Linked DNA regions of Homo sapiens: region 2 is linked to region 1. A link is a contact called in ENCODE Hi-C data. All regions are on one chromosome and are shown on one strand. The core of a region is the stretch at or near the end of the contact, and the rest is flanking DNA. Distances in the headings are between cores, read along the strand shown.

Region 1 (7,730 bases), core at 3,169-5,668:
TAGACCTTATTTTGCTTTCTGATGGCCTTTGCCAGGGAAACAGACAAGAGATTCTCTATACTTAATAATAATTGTTACTACTCATTGAGTGTTTACTGTGAGCCAAGTGTTTTATTAGTTTTCTGTCCTAATTCCTATCAACCATTTAAGACGGCTATTAATATATCCTCTGAGGTTAAATGAGGATAACTCCAAGATCACACAGTTGGCAGAGTTGGGATTCAGTTTCAGAGTGACCCCAAAGCCAGATCTTAATCATATTTCTATATTGCGGCTATTTCTTTTGCCAACTCCTAATTTTTGGGCCTGATCCCCTATCTGAGGCTGAAATCTGGGGCCATACCCTTGGAGGGGAAGAAAGATAGGGTCACATAGACTGTTGTCTGTCATTAGCCCGTTTGGCAGGGGGATATAGGCTCTGCCCAAACGTAGACAGGCTCTGAGCCAGGTTGCACAGATGCAGGCAGTCCTCTGAGTCAGGCTGGGAAAGGCTCCAGATGAACCGCCAGACTTCTGTGTCTGAAACCCTGAGAGATAAAGAGGAAACTTGGGTGGCTCCCTCAGAGACAAAGTGATTCTGCAGGTTCAGAATGTGCTGAAATCCAGGCCATAAGAAAGTGGCAATAATACATGAAGAGGGGGAATGTGTGAGAATCAATCAACTCTCTGCTGGCAATTCTTGCTTGTAAATTGATTAATTGAATTCTTTCTTCTCCTTCTCTTCCCAGGCTGGATTTTGAGGACTGAGGCTCAAAACCCCCAAACCCAGATCCAATCCTTTTTACACCTTCCATTTCCCCACATGCCAAGTCTCAGAGCCAACTTGGCCCCTCTCACCCTTTTCATTTAGTCAATTTTTACTATAAATACTTATTATCAATTTTGTGCCAGACAAACAAGGACTTATTGGGAGGAAGCAACTTACAGGAGAGGAAGCTATTAAAAGATAAGTGCACAAATAATGAATGAGGATTGTAATACCTGCCAGGAAGGAAAAGCAGTATTGAATGAGAATGTGTCTTAATTCATTCCTGCTGCTATAACAAAATACCTAGACTGGGTAATTTATAAATAATACAAATTTCTTTCTTTTTCTTTCTTTTTTTTCTGAGACGGAGTCTTGCTGTGTCACCCAGGCTGGAGTGCAGTGGCGTGATCTCAGCTCACTGCAACCTCCACCTCCTGGGTTCAAGTGATTCTCCTGCCTCAGCAGATTCGAGTAGCTGGGTTTACGGCCACGTAGCTGGGACTACAGGTGCCCACCACCATGCCTGGCTAATTTTTGTATTTTTAGTCGAGATGAGGTTTCGCCATGTTGGCCAGGCTGGTCTCGAACTCCTGACCTCAGGTGATCCGCCCACCTCGGCCTCCCAAAATGCTGGGATTACAGGTGTGAACCACCGCGCCTGGCCGATTCAGATTCTTATTAGATCTTTGTGCTTATCTTCTAGCAGTTCTCCCTGCCTCTTTTGTTGCCCACTGAAGGCCATGCCCTACACTGTAGCTAGATTTTTATTTCTAAAATACAGTATGACTAGTGCCTCCTCGCTTTCACATTAAGGTTTGACCTCTCTTGCCTAGCATAGTTTGCTCAACCTCCTTTTCTTCAGCCTTATCTCCTACTTTTCTCCTGCAGGAACCTCTCACCTCAGTCCAGCACAGATTCCCATCTCCACTACTGTTCATTCATGTTTGCTCTGCAAGGATCTATCTGTCCATCTCTGCCTAGGAAATGACTATTCTGAATTCAAGGCACTCACTGAACATGTGCTAGATGAGAACTCACCATGGATGAAGCACTGGGTACTGGACAAGGGGCAAGATCAGCGAGGAGGAAAAAGCTGGAAGACAGAAGGCAGCGTATCTTCTGATGACCACTCCAAATGGAAATATCATTTCCAAAATAGACTGTAAGCTCCATGAGAGCAGTAACAGGGTCTGACTTGTCCACTGCTGGATCCCTAGTTGTGCTTGGTACAAAGTAGCATAGCAATTATTGAACTCTTCCAATAATTGCTACTATGTAGCTCAATAGTTTTTTTTCAGTGCATAAATACATGTGACAGATATTCTTTTATTTATTTTTTTGAGACAGAGTCTCACTCTGTCGCCAGGCTAGAGTAGAGAAGCACGATCTCAGCTTACTGCAACCTCTGCCTCCCGGGTTCAAGCGATTCTCCTGCCTCAGCCTCCCAAATAGCTGGGACTACAGGCGCATGCCACCACGCCCAGCTAATTTTTGTATTTTTTAGTAGAGACGGGGTTTCACCATATTGGCCAGGCTGGTCTTGATCTCTTGACCTCGTTATCTGCCCGCCTCGGCCTCCCAAAATGCTGGGATTACAGGTGTGAGCCACCGCGCCCAGCCCTTCATGTGACGGATATTCTTAAACTATCTTCCCATCTCCTACTGGAGTTACAAATGCATGGATCTAGACTTCTTAAAAGACTGGACATTCCTTAGGGCAGGGGTTGTAACTTAAGTCGTGTGTGCATTCTTTATAATGAAGCATTTTACAAAGTGGTTTCACATACATTACTGCTTCCGTTTCTCATTACAGCCCCATTAATATTCCCCACCTGATGAGGAAACTTTCTTCATTCTCCTTCCTGCTTCCTCTTCTCTCTCCTCTTCCTCTAGAATGCGTGTATGGTCTATGTTCCTTCTGTCTCTAATCCAGAAAGAGATTTAGAATAACTAAATGCAGAGTCAAAGATTATGTCCAAATAAAGTTAGAGTTTGTGTGTGTGTGAGACAGTGTTTTTAGTTAAATGTCAATATTTAAAATATACTATGACTTTTATACCATATTTTTTCATGTTGTCATGTTCTTTTAAACATGCTGGGAGCCATAAAGTTAGGAAGAGGCCCAGTAACCCGTCCAAAGTAACCTGACCAAAGTCTGACCCCTAGTAGAGGGCCTATGCCAGCACTGGAACCCAGTGTCTCCAGATCCAGAGGCATTCACCACCTCAAATCTGCCTCAAATGTCTGCAGTATGGTCTATCACAGGGGCTAATTAAGCTCATGGGATTTAGAGTCAGACAGATGTGTTTCCTTCAAAGTTTCAACAGTTACTTTCTGACCTTGGCAAGTTATTCAGCTTCCTCATTTGAAAACTAGAGGGCATAATGGTACCTACCACCGAGAGTTGCTATTAGGAGTAAATGAAAATACGCTTGAAGAACTCAGCATGGGCCTGGCAAGTAGTCAGCGTGCAGTAAATGGTAGCTGTTATTTTAAGAACTTTATTTGTTGAATGATTGACTCTGGCACATAACGCCTGCATTCAACTTGAAACACGGAGCTGTCACAGTCGTTCAGCTGAAGGGGCGGGAACTGTGGCACTTGCCAATTTTTTCTAGAAATAAATCTTTGTGGGAGGATAATGACCGGTTGGAGAGTGTGAGTCTTGAGGGAACAAAGATCGGATCTCCCGGCCCAAGGAGTACGGAAGCGAAGCCTCCCCTGCGCGCGGCAGCCACCGTGCGTAACCTCCCCTGAACCGAGTAGCAGCCGCCTGAGCCCACCCAGCCCTGGGCGAGGCTGCCTCAGAAGCCGGATTTCAGCAGAGTGGGTGCAGGATCTGCTTTAATTCTGCTCATCTTATTCTCGGGGACCACACCCTGCGCGCCGGGAGGAAGGGCTCCAAAACCACAGGGCGGAGGCTTCCGCGCGGCCCCAGACTTGACCATCTATGGTCACAGAACACACCGACCAAACAGGAAGTGGGGTGAGAGCGGAGGGTTCCCTACCTTCCCAGCCCCGCGACTGCCAGCCGGGCTGGGGCTGACCCACCGCGCCCTCACTGACCCCCACGCCCTGCGCCCAGTCTCCGCAAGTCCTCCCACAACAATGTCCAGACTAATTGCCTTCCCACGTCACAAACGGGGAAACCGAGGTATGCACGCCCAGAGACAGGCGGAGCGTGGCCTCGATCACCACCGAGAGCTGACGGCCGCCCGGATTCCCGCCCTCAGAGAATCCTGGCCCCCAGTCGTTCCAAGACCCTTTACGGACTGCAGCTTAAAGGAACCGGCCTCTGCCATTGAGACCAAACTGACAGAGGAACTGGTCACTCTTCTGTTCTTTCCAGAGAGGAGCTTAGCCAGGGACTTCTGCCCTTCCTGGGCCCGGGCCTCGGGGGCGATTCCGGGTAGGTAAAGCGGAACGAGGGCGTGGCCTCTCTTGTGAGCCCGCCCTCCCCGTGTCGCTCCCGCCTTGAGGGCGGGGCTCTTTCCCAAGTGCCCTCTGTGAGAGCCGGGCCGCTCTCTCCGGGGCGTGGCGAAGAGGGGCGGAGTCACGAGCGGGGCGGTGAGACTTCCTGCCCAGTCGCGGGCCAGCCTAGCGCTTCAGCCGGCGGCTCATTTCCGGTGGGGGCGCCGCGCCCAGTGAGGGCCCGGAAGTGGGTCGCGCGGAGATTGCTGGGCGGTTCTTGCCGGAAGCGGAGAGCGGCTGATCGCAGTCCGGAGGTGAGGCGGAACTCTGAGGTGAGGGTGTGCAGCTTGGTAGGGATTGGGGTCCCTTCCGGGGCCCATCGGCCCCTGGTGGTGTTAATGGCCCTTCTGGCCTACGCGCGTGTCATGAACCCTGCCGAGAGGGCCGGGGCTGAGGCCCTCAGGCCGACCCGGACTCTTGGGCGCGGTCTCTTGAGGTGGGGCCGGGGTGAGCAGCTGAGTCCGGGTGCCCCGGGGAGGCCCCTCTGCCCGATTTCGCAGCGCTGCCCATCAGCTTCAGCGGAGGCCTGATTCCTGAGGTGCTCTGACTGGAAGGAACCTCCGAGATCGGAGAGTCTTCCCTGTCTCCTGTTGATGCTCCCATTGCACTGATAGGTAAATTGATCCCTAGAGAAGAGGCTAGTCTGAGATATATAGCGAGTGAGGAAAAGAATCGGAATCATGATCCTGGTGCCTTAGATAACCAGCCCCAGTTCTTCCCGTGTTGCTCGGAACCTCTCTAACTTGGGATGGTCTTCCGGTCGGTGTTGCCCCGCAGGCTGCTGCAGGTTAAAGGCCAGCGCTGCGTGGAACTTTTTTTTTTCTCTCCTCCCAAATTGAGCCGTTTGAAATGCCTAGGGAGTTTTTAAAAGAAAGGCGGGCACATCCTTGTATTTACAGGCAGATATCCTCCCTTTCCTCCTCGGCTGCTGCTCTTACTTTGACAAGCCAGGCTAACATTGAAGGTATGTACTTCTGGACCTGAAATCAGACGGCTCAGGTTTGGTCTGGCCTCAGTGCTGAGTGTCTGTGGCCATAGGTGCCTTAAACTTCTTTCAGCCTCCTTTTGTTCATCTTTTAAGTGGAGATCTCTGCTGACCCCACAAGATTAAATTCAGCGTAACAAATTGTGTTTATTCTGTGCCAGCATTTTCCCAGATGCGGGGAATGCAGCTTTAAAACAAAACAATGTAGACCCTGCCCGCGTGGAGCTAGCAGTGTTTGCAGGGATGTTTAAGAAGTAATTATAAATGTTGATGAGTGTTAGGAAAGAACAGGGTGCTCTGAAAGTATGTAACAGGGGGTTCAGGAAAAGCCCTTCTGAAGAAGCAGAGTTTTTAAGATGAATTTTGAAGGATAAATAGGAATGCGTTCGAAGAGTGGAATGAGAACATTTGAGACAGGTTAGCATCAGAACTGTGTCAGTTGAAGCTCTTTGTGGGGCTCTCTCTTCAAGAGAAAATCCGGGGGCATATCAGCACATTTATCATTTACCAGACTTTTATTTAATTTATTTATTTGTATTTTTAGTAGAGATGGGGTTTCGCCGTGAAGGCCAGGCTGCTCTCGAACTCCTAACCTCAGGTGATCCCCCCACCTCGGCCTCCCAAAGTGCTGGGATTACGGGCATGATCCACCGTGCCCGGCCCCACCAGACGTTTATTAAGACCTTAATATGTATGAGGCACATTTTAATGAGATAGCCTTTGTGGCAAAGAATACAGTTCTTCTGGAGTTTACAGTGGGAGAGGAAATAGACAAGTAAATGAGGGATGGCTTACAGTGTCATAGTGCATAGCACAGGGCTACAAGAGCACAGTGGAGAAATACCTGAGCCAGGTGCCCAGGGTTCCAGGAGGAAATGGGAGGCTAACTCTTGAAATATTTATTTAGCTACATAGGGAATCCGGAAAAGGGATTTCCAGGCAGAGACTACTACAGGTGCAAGGACCTGGAGAACCGGACAGCTGAAAGACCATGACGAGTTCAGTGTGACTGGAATTCTAGTAATGGCTGGGGAAGTGGAGGAAGTGAGATGTGGTCAGGTCAGTCATATGTGGAGGACATTGTAAGTCATGCTAAGGAATTTGGATTTTTACCCTGAAAGCTATGGAGATGCTTTGAAGGGTTTTATGCAGGAAAATGATGTCGTCAGATTTATATTTCAGAAAGTTCATTCTGTCAAGTAGGAGGGGACCAGCCCTGTGGGGAAGTAAAACAGTGTTTGGAAGCTCTTGCTGTAGACATGGCCTGAACTAAGACAGTGGAAATGGGAATGGAGAGGAGGCATCAGATGTGAGCAATATTAAGAAGATAGAATCCATAGAATTGGAGGCTGATTATGGGAATGAAGAGGTAAGAATAGCGCGATTGCCTGGCTTTCTGGCTTAGGGAACTGAATGGGTAGTACCATTCAGATAGAGAGTATGAGAGGTAAATTAGGGAAGTGACATGGGAAAAAATGCATTTTGAATGTTTTTAGTTTGAGGTGTTTGTAGCACATCCAGGCAAAGATGTCTAATAAGGTGGGTCAGCTAAAGGAAAGAGCAAGAGTAAAGATACGGAGGCAGGAGAGGGCCTAAATTGTTCAGTGATACTGGGGCCTGGAGTTTTGCAGAAGACCAGACTGCAAAAAAGGTTAGATGTCGGCCAAGTTGTGAAGGGCTTTTTGTTTGTTTGTTTGTTTTGAGACGGAGTCTTGCTCTGTTGCCCAGGCTGGTGTGCAGTGGCACAATCTCGGGTCACTGAAACCTCCACCTCCCAGGTTCAAGGAATTCTCCTGCCTCAGCCTCCTGAGAAACTGGGATTACAGGCGTGCGCCACCACGCCCGGCTAATTTTTGTATTTTTAGTAGAGACGGGATTTTACCATGCTGGCCAGGCTGGTTTCGAACTCCTGACCTCGTGATCCGCCTGCCTCGCCCTCCCAAAGTGTTGTGATTACAGGTGTGAGCCTCCGCACCCGGCGTGAAGGGCTTTTAATGCCTTGTTGAATTTGTTTGGATTTGATTTTGTGGGTGGCAGTTTGCTAATTGATTTGCCCAGGTCCAGCATAAAGAAATTTCTGGGCTGGGCACAGTGACTCACGCCTGTAATCCTGACACTTTGGGAGGCTGAGGTGGGCAAATCACTTGAGATCAGGAGTTCAAGACCATCCTAGCCAACATGGTGAAACACCATCACTACTAAAAATACAAAAATTAGCTGGGCGTGGTTGTGCATGCCTGTAGTCCCAGCTACTTGGGAGGCTGAGGCAGGAGACTCGCTTGAACCCGGGAGGCGGAGGTTGCAGTGAGCTGAGATTGCACTGCTGCACTCCAGCCTGGGTGATAGTGAGACTCTGTCTCAAAAAAAAAAGAAAAGAAAAAAGAAATTTCTCGCTTTTTCCAGAAATACTTCCTCAATTGGGTAGGCATAATTGATATCTCAGAGAAGTTTAAATAAAATGGTAGCAGCAAAAGTACTTTGTAGAATACAGCCTGATGTGCAAACCAAAAGTGGTGATATTGTTAA
Region 2 (7,709 bases), core at 3,891-6,390, 470 kb after region 1:
AACACCTTCCAAATTAAAAAAAAAAAAAAAAAAAAAGGACTCTAATCCTTGCCTCAGGCTCTGTTTTCTAGAAGACTCTGGCTAAGACAGGCATAGAGTTTAACCCCAGTTTACCAATCAGGAACAATTTCTGAACTTATGTTTCAGCTATTAGGGAAACAGACTTCCTTTTTTCCCACAATGGACACAAATCTGAAAGGCTTTCATGGTCCTGGAAGCTACTAGCAGTGGAAGAGGAGGGAGGCTGCCGGATATGGAGCAAACACAGGAGAAACAGATCCAAGAAATGGAAAGAGAAAACCCCTTGACTCAAGGGTTCATAATGTACCATATCCGAAGCTGCCTTCTTTTAGCAGAAGCATGCCCCAGTCGTTCATCCTTAGCTCATTCTCACCCCCCACAACTTCCTGGCCTAGGGCTACCTCCTCCTGCTTTCTCCGACTAAAAATGCCCCTTTCAATTGCCAGAAATTGGAGTTTGACTCAAGAGAGAGGCTGATTCTCATATAAGGAATAGAAGATTCTCAAATACTGAATATTGTCAATGGAGTTCTCTTGAGCATGTAAAGAGTATGCCGATTATTGCCCCTATACCTGTGAGGAACACAATTTGAGCAAGATAAATTCTCTTCCTTTAAGGCTCTGATACTCCAGAGCAGCACTGTACAACAGAAATATAATGTAAGCCACAACACAAATGCAAACATATGTAATTTTAAATTTTCTAGCAGCTACATTAATACAACAAAAAACAGCAAGTAAAATTAATTTTTTTTTAAAGACAGAGTCACTCTGTTGCCCAGGCTGGAGTGCAGTAGTGCAGTCTTGGTTCACTGCAACCTCTGCCTCCTGGGTTCAAGAGATTCTCATGCCTCAGCCTCCTGAGTAGCTGGGACTACAGGCACATGCCACTATGCCTGGCTAATTTCTGTATTTGTAGTAGAGATGGGGTTTTGCCATGTTGGCCAGGCTGGTCTTGAAATCCTGACCTCAGGTGATTCACCCACCTTGGCCTCCCATAGTGCTGGAATTACAGGCATGAGCCACCACACCCAGCTTAATTTTAAGATGTTTTATTTAACTCAGTTTTATTAGTCTGTTCTCATGCTGCTAATAAAGACATACCCAAGACTGGGTAATTTATAAAGGAAAGAGGTTTAATGGCCTCACCATTGCACATGGCTGGAGAGGCCTCACAATCATGGCGGGAGGCGAAGGAAGAGCAGGCATGTCTTACATGGCAGCAGGCAAGAAGCTTGTGTAGGGGAACTCCCCTTTATAAAACCATCAGATATTGTGAGACTTATTCACTATCACGGGAACAGCACAGGAAAAACTCGTCCCCATGATTCAATTGCCTACCACTGGGTCCCTCCCATGACACATGGGGATTATTAAAATTCAAGGTGAGATTTGGGTGGAAAACACAGAGCCAAACCATATCACCAATATATCCAAAACATTATCATCTCAACATTTAATCAATGTAAACATTATTAGTGAGTTATTTAACCTTTTTTTTGTACTCAGCTTCAAAGTGCTTGTAAATGTTATAATTATAGCACATTTCATTTTGGACTAGCCACATTTCAAGTGTTCAAGAGCCACATATGACTAGTGGCTACTGTATTGGACAGTGCAGCTCTGGGAGTAATCACATAAAGACTTACTCCGATATATGGTAGACTGTAGTCAGTACAATGTTAGGGGTACAGTCCTGTGCTCCAAAACACCAAGGAGGGAAGAATGGACACAGAGGAAAATGGGCCATTTGTGTCTAACAGTATTTTGATGGTTACAGACCTGGAGATGGAAGAACCAAATCAGTGACTTTTGCATACAGGTGGGCCTTAAGGACTCAGACTTCCTAGGATAGCCTTTTGGGGAAAAGGGCATTCTTTTCTCAGTTTTGAGACCCACAGTCTTTAGGCTGAAAGTTTTGGGGAATATATGGTACTATGTTTTTGATATTTATTTTCCCCACAAATTCCATGACTGTTTCTAAATCTCTTCTGCTTCACTCTACCCAGTGTCATTGCCCCTCAAACCCCATTTGAGGAGTGGTCCATGTGTGAAGGGGTTGGGGAGGGGTTTTCCTGGCATTCAGTTTACATCTCAAGTAAGAAAGGTTATGTTGGGGAAGAGGCAGAAAGTTTTTGTAGCCTCAATCCAGAAATGCCTTCTCATATCTCAATGGATTAAAAAGCATTTCCTCAATGATATGGTTTGGTTGTCTCCCAACCCAAATCTCATCTTGAAGTGTAGCTCCCATAATTCCCACATATCATGGAAGAGGTACCTGGTAGGAGGTAATTGAATCGTGGGGGCAGGTCTTTCCCATGCTGTTCTCGTGATAGTGAATAAGTCTCACAAGATCTGATGGTTTTGTTTTGTTTCGTTTTTGTTTTTGAGATGGAATTTCACTCTTGTTGCCCAGGCTGGAGTGCAGTGGCGCGATCTCAGCTCACCACAACCTCCGCCTCCCAGGTTCAAGTGATTCTCCTGCCTCAGCCTCCCGAATAGCTGGGATTACAGGCGTCTGCCACCATGCTTGGCTAATTTTTTGTATTTTTAGTAGAGATAGGGTTTCACCATGTTGGCCAGGCTGGTCTTGAACTCCTGACCTTAGGTGATCCACCAGCCATGGCCTCCCAAAGTGCTGGGATTACGGGCATAAGGCACCACACCCAGCTGACCTGATGGTTTTATAAAGGTGTGTTCCCCTGCACATGTTCTCTCTTGCCTGCCACCATGTAAGAGGTGACTTTGCTCCTCCTTCACCTTCCTCCATGATTGTGAGGCCTCCCCCGCCATGTGGAGCCGTGAGTCAATTAAATCTCTTTCCTTTATAAATTACCCAATCTCAGGTATGTCTTTATTAGCAGCATGAGAACAGACTATTTAATACACTTAAATTCCATTTTTTTTTTTTTTTTTTTTTGAGACAAGAGTCTCAGTCAGCCACCCAGGCTGGAGTGCAGTGGCATGATCTCGGCTCACTGCAACCACCATCTCCCGGTTTCAAGCGATTCTCCCATCTCAGCCTCCCGAGTAGCTAGGATTACAGGCACCTGCCATCATGCCCGGCTAATTTTTGTATTTTAGTAGAGACAGGGTTTCACCATGTTGGCCAGGCTGGTCTTGAACTCCTGACTTCAGGTGATCCGCCCGCCTCGGCCTCCCAAAGTGCTAGGATTACAGGCGAGAGCCACCGTACCTGGCCTCAACTTACATATTTCTAAGAAAAAGAACATTTTCCTACATAACCACAAAATCATTATGACACTCAGGAGACCTATAATTGATTGATAATATTATCTAAAACACAAGTCACTTCAAAATTTTCCCAACTGACGCACCAGAGTAGCTGGGACTACAGGCACGTATCACCACCCCCAGCTAATTTTTGTATTTTTTGTAGAGACGTGTTTTCACCATGTTACCCCAGCTGGTTTCTGAACTGAGCTCAAGGGATCCACCCACTTCGGCCTCCCAGAGTTCTAGGATTACAGGTGTGTGAGCCACTGCACTCAGCCTGTAGTTGTCTTAATTTAATGTTTCTCTTTCTTTCTTTTCTTTTCTTTCTTTCTCTTTCTTTCTTTTTCTTTCCTTTTTTCTCTTTCTTTTTTTCCTTTTTTTTTTTGAGACAGAGTCTCACTTTATCACCCAGGCTGGAGTGCAGTGGCCTGTTGTCGGCTCACTGCAAACTCCGCCTCCCAGGTTCAAGTGATTCTCCTGCCTCAGCCTCCCAAGTAGCTGAGATTACAGGCACCTGCCACCACACTTGGCTAATTTTTTGTATTTTTACTAGAAACGGGGTTTCACTATGTTGGCCAGGCTGGTCTCAACTCCTGACCTCAAGTGATCCGCCTACCTGGGCCTCCCAAAGTGTTGGTATTACAGGCATGAGCCACCATGCCTGGCCAATTTAATGTTTTTCTATTTTTGTTTTAAAATATTTACCTATTCTGAAGTCCAAAGATATTTTCCTATATTATATTCTGAAGACTTTATAGTTTAGGATTTCACATTTAGGTCTTAATCCAGCTACAATTGATTTTTGTGATGAAATGAGAGATAGAGGTCCTGTTTTCTGTTTTGTTTTTTTTTTTGAGACGGAGTCTCCCTCTGTTGCCCAGGCTGAAGTGCAGTGGTGTGATCTCCGCTCACTGCAACCTCCGCCTCCCGGTTCAAGCGATTCTCCTGCTTCAGCCTCCTGAATAGCTGGGACTACAGGTGTGTGCCACCACACCCAGCTAATTTTTGTACTTTTTAGTAGAGACAGGGTTTCACCATGTTGGCCAGGATGGTCTCGATCTCTTAACCTCGTGATCCGCCCACCTCAGCCTCCCAAAGTGCTGGGATTACAGGCGTGAGCCACCGTGCCCGGCCTTCATATTGTCATAGAACCTTCACTGAATAGACCATCTTTTCTCCATGGCTGTATGATGCCACCTTTGTCATAAATCCAGTTTTCAAGTATGCGTGATAAACCGTAAAGAAAAGCAAAGAGTCAAGTATCTGCTTTTGGTAAAATAAATAAATAAATAAATATAAATAAGAAAAGCAAAGTGTTATAAAAGTCGGGCTAGTGGTTTTCTCAGGAAGTGTATCTGTGAAGAACCTGACACTATTCTTTTTTCGCTCTAATGACTTGGCTGTTCATAATTATACTTATCTTTGGTTTATATTTCAGAATAAAATTGTGTTATATTTATCAATAAAAGGTTAGTTAAAAGTAAGCAAACAGAAAAAAAAAAAGAAATATTGATGAGGGGAGCGCCAGCATCTCTCAAAAGTGAGTTCGTGGTTTTGCTCTCAATGGAAAAGCCGGCGGGAGGTGCTAAGGTGGGGATGCTGAATCCACGGATGGCCAAGCGGAGACGCGGCACTTCACCGGGGGCAGCGAGGGGCCCAGACCTTGCTCGGATTGTCCCGGTGGTAACTGGGAGACCTCGCCAGTGAGGGAAGTTACAGATCAGCTGCGCCCGGAATTAAACGACCCACAGACAACGGCGCAAACAGAGGGACTGACCTGCTTTAGTGAGCTCCCAAAACCTGCTCTCGCATAAGCACACCCTCCTCCGCTCACAGAGACGGATTTCTGCCCCAGCCGCAGCCTCGCGAGGTAGGCGGCGCCGCGAGGGCCTCTGGGAAGGCGGTCCGTGGGCAGCCGCGGGGCACTCTGGGACTGGGCTCTGGGCGGCTTTTTTGCGAGTGGCGGGCCGACTGTGTAGTCCGCTCCGGCAGCGCGCTCTGCCCGGCTTCCTCAGTCTCCTCGCCGGGAGCGTCCGGGAGCAGCTCCGAGGCCGCGGCGAAACCAGGTGGAGTCCGAGGTTCGGAGGAGTATCAGAGGTTAGGGGAAGGCCGGAGAATGGGCTGGGAGGCTGCGTTTCGGAGCTTAGGGTTCTGTCCCTGCGATCGCCGCGTCTCCCTCCCTTGGTGGGCGCGGCTCCCGGGAAGCGGCTCGTCTCGTCTCCCCTCACAGGCCGGGTTCCCGTTCTGGACCTTCGCCCTCGGAACACAGTGCTGTTGGCCGGGACTCCTTCCCGAGGTGGACGGCTCCCTGTTCTTATTCCTGGCTCTGCCAGAACTGTAGGAAGTGCTCAGTACACTTTAGGGCATGCATGGCACTCCCTGGGAGACAGTGCTTTAGGGCCAGAGGAAAGATCTTCCCTGAAGGCAAACGCCCGCGGAGCCCACAAGTCCGGGCCGCACTGAACAAGTCAGGATGTTGCCATCGGCAATTCTGCAGAAGGCAGTAACCCATCTGAGAGAAAGAGCCGCTGTCATAAGGTCTCTTGCTTGAGCTGCTGGGTTGAGAATGGAGCTGGAAGAGGGAACTGATCTCGGAGCTCCTTGGGGATCTTGGTTATGTCTGACCCTTTTACTTTCAGGGAGCAGGGATTGGATCAAGTCATTGCATCTAGAGTACGGGGGAACGAAGAAATCATGGAGAGAGTTTGCCCCAGGAGAGAGGCGAGCGTTATGTAACCTAGGATCTGGGGTGGGTAACAGTCTGTGCAGTGTCAATGTGAGAGGAGAAAACACCCAACGTGAGGGAATGGTCAGGTAAGAAAGGACCAGAAGTTCCGGTTCTACCATAGCAAGGACCTAAGTTGCTAATTTAGGTTCTTTAATGCAGACCTGGTCTTTCAGAACTTCTTTCTCTTCCCTAGCCTTGTCATTTCAGCATTCTGGCCTTCCCTATGAGGAGGAAGATCAACGAAGTCACAGGTGAATAGGAGTTTCTCTTCTAAAGTTTCATCTCCTTTGTCAGGGGGAATCGATACACTCTCTCATCTCTTCCTTGGGGAAAAAGAAGGAGATCTATCTTCATCGAGTGCTAATATGCGTACTATATGTTATCACTCAATGGTCGGATATCTCAGTAGGGTTAGTAGGTATTTTAAAAATGTGTCAGTAACTTCAGGAAAACTAGAACCTTGTCCAAGCTTACTCAAAAGGCAAGTAGCATACTACTAAATGCTACCGAACTACTCAGGATTAGGTTTAGAATCCATATCTGTAGGACTCCCAGACTCTTGGCATTATGCTGTTTCCCAGCATCCCATTCACTTACTACCTAACAATTTTGCCATACCTGTGTACTACCTGTATTATTCTATGTTTTTACTTACTTTTTTTTTTTATAAAAATCAAACTTGTCCTAAGAAACAATATCTGTGAAATTAGCCATTTGATGGCTGCTCCAATAACAGTATAGTTATTCTAAGGTGTATCTAAAAATGTTGGTCCATGTGCTATGTAAAATCGTCTCGTGTCAGACATACAAACTACAATTTGGGACACAATGCACTGCATTATGCTCTCTTCTGGATTCTTTTCTGCGTAGGAAAGTCCCAGACACATCTGAGCATCAGTCATCCATCCCTAGTGTACTGTTTTATTCTTATAGATGAATACTTTCACAGAGAATGCCCTGCTTTGTATCTTCTCCAAAAGACATTTCACTTCCCTGTTTAGAACTACCTGTTCTCAATGTTGTATGTAAAACAAGTAGGAACTCCATACATTTCAGGAGCTTCCTCTCTCTTTGGGGAGTTAATGTGTACACAGGAAATAGTCTAACTCTATGCTGTTCAGTAGAGCTTTCTGTGATCAGGGAATGTTCTGTATCTGTGCCTTATCTGTATCCACCAGCCAGATGTAGCTACTGAGCACTTAATATATGGCTAGTGCAACTGAGATGTGAATTTTATTTTATTTTAATTAAATTTAAGTAGCCACATATGGCTAGTGGCTACTAATGGCTACCATATTGGACAGCCAGGTCTAGATATTTGAAATAAAATATTTTAAGGTTATTGATTTGGACTTGGAGTTCCCCCTCACCCTCACAAATACCTCATAGCATATGTGTTATAAATGCCCTTTAGGGCTGGGTGCGGTGGCTCACGCCTGTAATCACAGCACTTTGGGAGGCCGAGGCGGGTGCATCACGAGGTCAGGAGATCGAGACCATCCTGGCTAACACGATGAAACCCCGTCTCTACTAAAAAATACAAAAATTAGCTGGGCGCGGTGGCGGGTGCCTGTAGTCCCAGCTACTCGGGAGGCTGAGGCAGGAGAATGGCGTGAACCCGGGAGGCAGAGCTTGCAGTGAGCTGAGATCCCGCCACTGCACTCCAGCCTGGGTGAAAGAGTGAGACTCTGTCTCAAAAAATAAAATAAAAGAAAAGAAAAAAT

The links. A loop is a pair of places that touch in the nucleus more often than their neighbours do. Pooled maps may share reads with other maps.
Region 2: a pooled map shows a loop between it and region 1 (7-fold over the local background). The contact joins the promoter of EXO5-DT here to the promoter of CAP1 in region 1. A Hi-C loop is called at or near these places in 6 of 50 pooled maps.

What each region holds. Positions count from the first base shown.
Region 1 is chr1:40,036,311-40,044,040 of GRCh38, forward strand. CAP1 (cyclase associated actin cytoskeleton regulatory protein 1) reads left to right here and starts at 4,419. Exons shown (of 13, transcript NM_006367.4): 1 at 4,419-4,491. It overlaps LOC105378669 (a long non-coding RNA gene), which reads right to left and starts at 4,136. Exons shown (of 3, transcript XR_001738013.3): 1 at 2,581-4,136; 2 at 1,787-1,841. RefSeq lists enhancers at 3,437-4,070, 4,039-4,108, 4,071-4,705, 4,359-4,558, 4,629-4,718.
Region 2 is chr1:40,503,555-40,511,263 of GRCh38, forward strand. It overlaps EXO5-DT (EXO5 divergent transcript), which reads right to left and starts at 5,141. Exons shown (of 2, transcript NR_187365.1): 1 at 5,035-5,141. EXO5 (exonuclease 5) reads left to right here and starts at 5,213. Exons shown (of 4, transcript NM_001346953.2): 1 at 5,213-5,354; 2 at 5,897-6,071; 3 at 6,179-6,236. RefSeq lists enhancers at 5,250-5,499, 5,530-5,619.